Regions from separate parts of the Homo sapiens genome. Here region 2 is linked to region 1. A link is a loop called in an ENCODE intact Hi-C map of the cell type or tissue named here. Cell type or tissue: CD4-positive, alpha-beta T cell. All regions are shown on one strand. Each heading gives the region's core, and the rest is flanking DNA. Links, peaks and the distances in the headings are about the cores only.

The links. A loop is a pair of places that touch in the nucleus more often than their neighbours do. Peaks named below come from ENCODE experiments on the same cell type or tissue, not always from the same donor. Only the 100,000 strongest peaks of a DNase experiment are listed, where the experiment ranks them.
Region 2: it touches region 1 in a loop (4-fold over the local background); 2 of 110 quality-filtered maps call a loop at or near these places.

The regions. Positions count from the first base shown.
Region 1 is chr7:5,492,838-5,495,744 of GRCh38, reverse strand. The region is part of intron 3 of FBXL18 (F-box and leucine rich repeat protein 18); the gene reads left to right. Among named protein-coding and RNA genes, the nearest start is that of MIR589, 1.6 kb to the left of the region's middle. RefSeq lists enhancers at 485-534, 605-684. In CD4-positive, alpha-beta T cell, for the core only: a CTCF peak has its summit at 954 (motif pointing left); DNase peaks (open chromatin) are centred at 364 and 914; H3K4me3 peaks cover 410 bases.
Region 2 is chr7:6,321,397-6,324,303 of GRCh38, reverse strand. No RefSeq gene overlaps it. Among named protein-coding and RNA genes, the nearest start is that of FAM220A, 26 kb to the left of the region's middle. RefSeq lists an enhancer at 553-1,053. In CD4-positive, alpha-beta T cell, for the core only: CTCF peaks have their summits at 932 and 1,134 (motif pointing right); a DNase peak (open chromatin) is centred at 1,133.

The sequences.
Region 1 (2,907 bases), core at 1-2,500:
TTGCCCGTGGGCAGGAGCTGTGCAGAGGAAACGGCGCTGGGATCCCTGGAGGCTGGCACGATGCTCCGAGGCCGCATCCTGGGGCGGCCGGAGTCTCTTTGGTGGCAGAGCTTGGAATCCCACGCCAGCCACCTGCTGCCACTGGCAGCCCCCACACCGTGACCCCCAGCTTTGTGCTTGCTGGGGCTCCTGGCAGGGAGGGGGTGGTGCAGGAAGGAGTCGCTCTGGCTGGGACTTGGACACACCTCAGTAGTAAGGGGATTACAAATTGGGCAGAAAAGACACCTTCTTTCCCTAGACCAGCTAAGCCCTGCTTGCGGTGGAGGGCGGGGGAGCGTGTCACCCTGAGTCACCCGGGCTGCTGTGAGCGTGACCAGGGCAGCGTCTGGGCAGAAGCGGGCCATCCTTTTCAGAGCCAGGCCCCGGAGCCACCCTAGGGACACCTCGGAGGCCTGGGTGCTGCTCTCACGGCCCGTGCAGTGGGTGGCCAGATGGGAGCCCCCGCACTGTGAGCTCAGCACCTTTCATGCCCACAGAGTCACCAGGAGACCCAGGTGCCCCCTCAGGGAGCAGAATGGGGAGGCTGGATCCTCACTCAAAGGTGAGGCCCGGCGCAGTGGGAGCCTTTTCCTCGTCCCCATCCTCCCTGCAGACGCTGCCGGTCACTCGAGTCAGGTCAGCTCTGCCACCGTCCTGGGTGCCGTGCCCCAGGCGGCGTGCTGTGGGAGCCTAGGAAGCTTTAGACGTGCCAGGCCCGCTGCCTGACCAGTCACTCCCGTGGGCCTGCCACATCCTGAACACCTGTGACAGGTGACTTCCTCCGGGGCGGAAGAATGTGGATGTGGTTATCTCGTGGAAAAAAGGTTTTTTTTCCACGCTCTGCAGACTTGGTTTTTAACCCCAGAGGCTCGGGGCGATCTGGGGCGGGTAGCACGGAGCCGCATCGCCACCTAGTGACCACACGACGGCACCGTCCTTGCCCAACGCCCCGTTTCCATCTCCTGCTGTCTGGAGCCTCCTGCTTTTGCTTTGGAGAGAAATCCAGAGGTGACTTTGCAGCTCAGCAGGTGCGGCGCCTGCACCGTCTTTTTTACCCCTTCCCGTTTCCCACCTTCCGGTCTGCAAAGGGTTGTTTACTTTAGGATTTTTTTAGGGAGAGGTGGTATTTAAAATATACGTAATGAAAACATTTTATTACTATCTTTAAATAAAAACAATCTGAATAGCTTAACAAAACAAATATAGAAAAATAAAGACAATTTGGATGTTTTATTTTATTATTTATTTAATTTTATTTATTTATTTTTTTGTGTGAGACAGAGTCTCGCTCTGTCACCTAGGCTGGAGTGCAGTGGTGTGATCTCAGCTCACTGCATCCTCTGCCTCCAAGCAATTCTCCTGCCTTCGCCTCCCCAGTAGCTGGGATAATGGGCATGCCCCGCCACGCCCAGCTAATTTTTTTTTTTTTTTTTGAGATGGAGTTTCACTCTTGTTGCCCAGGCTGGAGTGCAATGGTGCCATCTTGGCTCACCGCAACCTCTGCCTCCCAGGTAGAAACGATTTTCCTGCCTCAGCCTCCCGAGTAGCTGGGATTACAGGTGTGTGCCACCACGACCAGCTAATTTTGTATTTTTAGTAGAGATGGGGTTTTTCCATGTTGGTCAGGCTGGTCTCAAACTCCCGATTTCAGGTGATCTGCCCTCTTCGGCCTCCCAAAGTGCTGGGATTACAGGCATGAGCCACCGTGCCCGGCCTGCCTGGCTAATTTTTGTATTTTTAGTAGTGACAGGGTTTTGCCATGTTGGCCAGTGTCGAACTCCTGACCTCAGGTGATCCGCCTGCCTCAGCCTCCCAAGGTGCTGGGATTATAGACGTGAGCCACCGCACCTGGCTGAGAATTTCTGCTTAAATCAATTAAAAGAAAATTAACTACCAGGCATGGTGGCTCACGCCTATAATCCTAGCACTTTGGGAGGCTGAGGCAGGAGGATTGCTTGAGCTCAGGAGTTGGAGACCAGCCTGGGCAACATAGTGAGACCCCTGTCTCCACACACACACACGCACGCACGCACGCACGCACACACACACAAAAGTAAATAACCAGTCTCTCATGAGCCACACTTCCTTTATTCTTTTAAAAAAAAAATTTTGGCCAGGTGCAGTGGCCCACGCCTGTAATCCCAGCACTTTGGGAGGCTGAGGCGGGTGGAGCAAGTGGTCAGGAGATTGAGACCATCCTGGCTAACACGGTGAAACCCCATCTCTACTAAAAATACAAAAAATTAGCTGGGTGCGGTGGCAGGCGCCTGTAGTCCCAGCTACTCGGGAGGCTGAGGCAGGAGAATGGCGTGAACCCGGGAGCTTGCAATGAGCTGAGATCACGCCACTGCACTCCAGCCTGGGCAACAGATCGAGACTGTCTTGCTCTGTCATCCAGCTTGGAGTGCAGTGGCACGATCCTAGCTCACTGCAGCCTCGAAGTCCTGGGCTCAAGCGATCCTCCCACCTCAGCTTCCCGAGTAGCTGGGAGTACAGGTGCGTGCCACCATGGCTGGATAATTTTTGTACTTTTTGTAGAGCTGGGCTCTCACTATGTCGCCCAGGCTCTTCTCAAACTCCTGGGCTCAAGTGATCCTCCTGCCTTGGCCTCCTGAAGGGCTGGGATTATAAGTGTGAGCCACCATGCCCGCCGTGACTTGGTCTTTTTGTGTCACCTACCAGGGAAGAATCTCCATGCCTGTGGCGCCTTCTGCTGTGGCTGCCCTCAGCATCTGTGCTAGGATCCTGGGGCTGCCAGGACAATTGATCACAAACTGAGTGGCTTCATGCAACAGGCATTTATTGTCTCACGATTCTGGAGCCCAGAGGCCCCAAATCAGGCTATGGGCAGGGATGGTTCATTCCTTC
Region 2 (2,907 bases), core at 127-2,626, 830 kb before region 1:
CAGTATTTCTTTTCACACTCCCATATTCCAAGACTTATGACTCATGCTTGTTCAGGAAAACCTATTATGTGAGGGTGAGCTGAGAAAAGAGGGGAGTTTGGTTGATTTTAAATGCAGGTGCTTTGTTCCGTGTCTTAATTCATCTGGAAATTGAGAATGCGGCCGTAGGAGAACAGTGCTTTTTAGCTTTGTGTTGTGATGCCTTTGGGAAAGTGGGAGGAGTAGGTTAAGTCACAGGCAGATTCATTGTTAAACAAATGTTCATGGTTTCCTACTGCACGGTGTAAAAGCAAGGTTTGGCAAATACGTGAATTTAAAAATGTTTAAGCATTTGGAATTTCCATTAAAATCAGCTTCTCCTGGCTGGGGAGGGTGGCCCATGCCTGTAGTCCCAGCATTTTGGGAGGCTGAGGCAGGAGGATCACTTGAGGCTAGGAGTTCCAGACCAGCCAGAGGAACATAGGGAGACCCCCATCTCTTAATTATAATTAACTAACTTATTCATTTATTTATTTATGAGACAGAGTTTCACTCTTGTCGCCCAAGCTGGAGTGCAGTGGCATAATCTCAGCTCACTGCAACCTCTGCCTCCTGGGTTCAAGAGATTCTCCTGCCTCAGCCTCCTGAGTAGCTGGGATGACAGGCATGTGCCACCACACCTGGCTAATTTTTTCATATTTTTAATAGAGATGGGGTTTCACCATGTTGGCCAGGTTGGTCTTGAACTCCTGACATCAAGTGATCCGCCCGCCTCGGCCTCCCAAAGTGCTGGGATTACAGGTGTGAGCCACTGTGCCCGGCCTAATAATGCTTATTTTTGAAGTGATACGGGCATATATATTTATATATATTGTGTTTAAGTTGGCAGATGAGGTCATGTGTCATTGGAGGATGCCAAGTAATCACTTAGTTTAAGTGACCTTTATTCTGGGCAAATTTTAAGCTAGAATGCGAAAGTCTCACCTCCCTCTGAAGGTGAAAGACTGAAGCAGGCTGCACTGGATGGAACGCTGATGCCGGATAGACTGTTTTGTGAATCTCATGGTAATTTATGTGGCTGCATAATAATTTGGGAGGAGTGGATGAGGTTGGGAAGAAAGCCCCGGGGCTGTGCCCGTGAGGTTCGCGTTGACCACAAGAGGGAGCCATGTGTTCACCTAGGGAGTGTGCTGTTTTGGGATGTTTTTATGGTTATTTTGTTTAGCCAAATTCTTAAGCAAAAATTAACATAAAAACGTCAGACTTAGTTTAGTATGGGTTGTTAACGCAAGTGTGTGTAATGTATCAAACCTTACAACAAGATCGTAACTATTTCCTTTTTTAAATTTAAAATTTTTTTGTAGAGATAAGTTCTCACTATGTTGTCCAGACTGGTCCCCAAATAACAGGCTCAAGCAATCCTTCCACCTTGGCATCCCAAAGTGCTGGGATTACAAGTGTGAACAACTGTACCCAACCCAGCTGCAGCTCTTTATTTATTTGTTCACTTAATTTATTTTGAGACGGAGCTTCACTCTTGTTGCCCAGGCTGAAGTGCAATGGCACGATCTCGGCTCACTGCAACCTCTGCCTCCCAGGTTCAAGCAAAATTCTCCTGCCTCAGCCTCCCGAGTAGCTGGGATTACAGGTGCCCACCACCACGCCTGGCTAATTTTTAGTAGAGATGGGGTTTCACCATGTTGGCCAGGCTGGTCTCGAACTCTTGACCTCAAGTGATCCGCCTGACTCGGCCTCCCAAAGTGCTGGGATTTCAGGCATGAGCCACTGCACCCGGCCCAGCTGCAGCTCTTTAATTCAATACCCATAGGTGGTGCTTAAAGAAAGAAGATAAATGTGATAGAAAAGTAAAATGTATTTTTGTGTTTATTTTTTATTTTGGTGCATGGCTTTCAGTAAGAAACCACATTTTCACACTGCACCAACACGAACAGTAGTTTTAGGGCCAGGTGTGGTGGCTCACGCCTGTAATCCCAACACTTTGGGAGGACAAGGTGGGAGGACTACTTGAGGCCAGGCATTCCAGATCAGCCTGGGCAACACAGTGAGACCCCATGTCTACCAAAAAAATAAATAAAATGATATAAAATAAGATAAAAATTTAAAAGAGCAGTAGTTTTCTTCAGAGTGGGCTGGTCAGAATTTTCACTTCTGCCAAGGATGTTCACAGGCTCCCAATGTTGGGAGCTTTTCTGGGCCCTTTCAGGTGGATGGGGCAGGGGCAGGGAGGACCTGTGCTGATTTGCGGGCCCACAGTGCGTTCCTCCTCAGCCTGTTCCTTTGCATGAGAGCCTCTTAGATGCCCTTACAGGGAAATCTGTGACACAGAACAAGTCCATTATGGCTGAGCATGGTGGCTCATGCTGGTAATCCCAACACCTTGGGAGGCCAAGGTGAGAGGATTGCTTGAACCTGGGAGGCTGAGGCTGCAATGAGCCGTGATCATGCCACTGCCCTCCATCCTGCAAGGGAGAGCGAGACCCTATCTCAAGAAAAAAAAAAAGTCAATTTTTTACTATAGAAATCACAACTTTAAATTTCTTTTGTGGCTTGTAGTGAAACATGCTTAAAATGTTGGAATCTACTAAAAAAGATTGAGAACTGCTATTGTATTATTCTATAACATCAATAAATGATTGCTCTTTCTTTTCTTTTATTTATTTAATTTTTTTGAGATGGAGTCTCGCTCTGTTGCCCAGGCTGGGGTGCAGTGGCGAGATCCGGCTCACCACAACCTCCGCCTCCCAGGTTCACGCCTTTCTCCTGCCTAAGCCTCCCGAGTGGCTGGGATTACAGGCGCCCACCACCGCACCCAGCTAATTTTTTGTTATTTTTAGTAGAGACGGGGATTCACCATGTGCAGGATGGTCTCGATCTCTTGACCTCGTGATCTGCCTGCCTCGGCCTCAC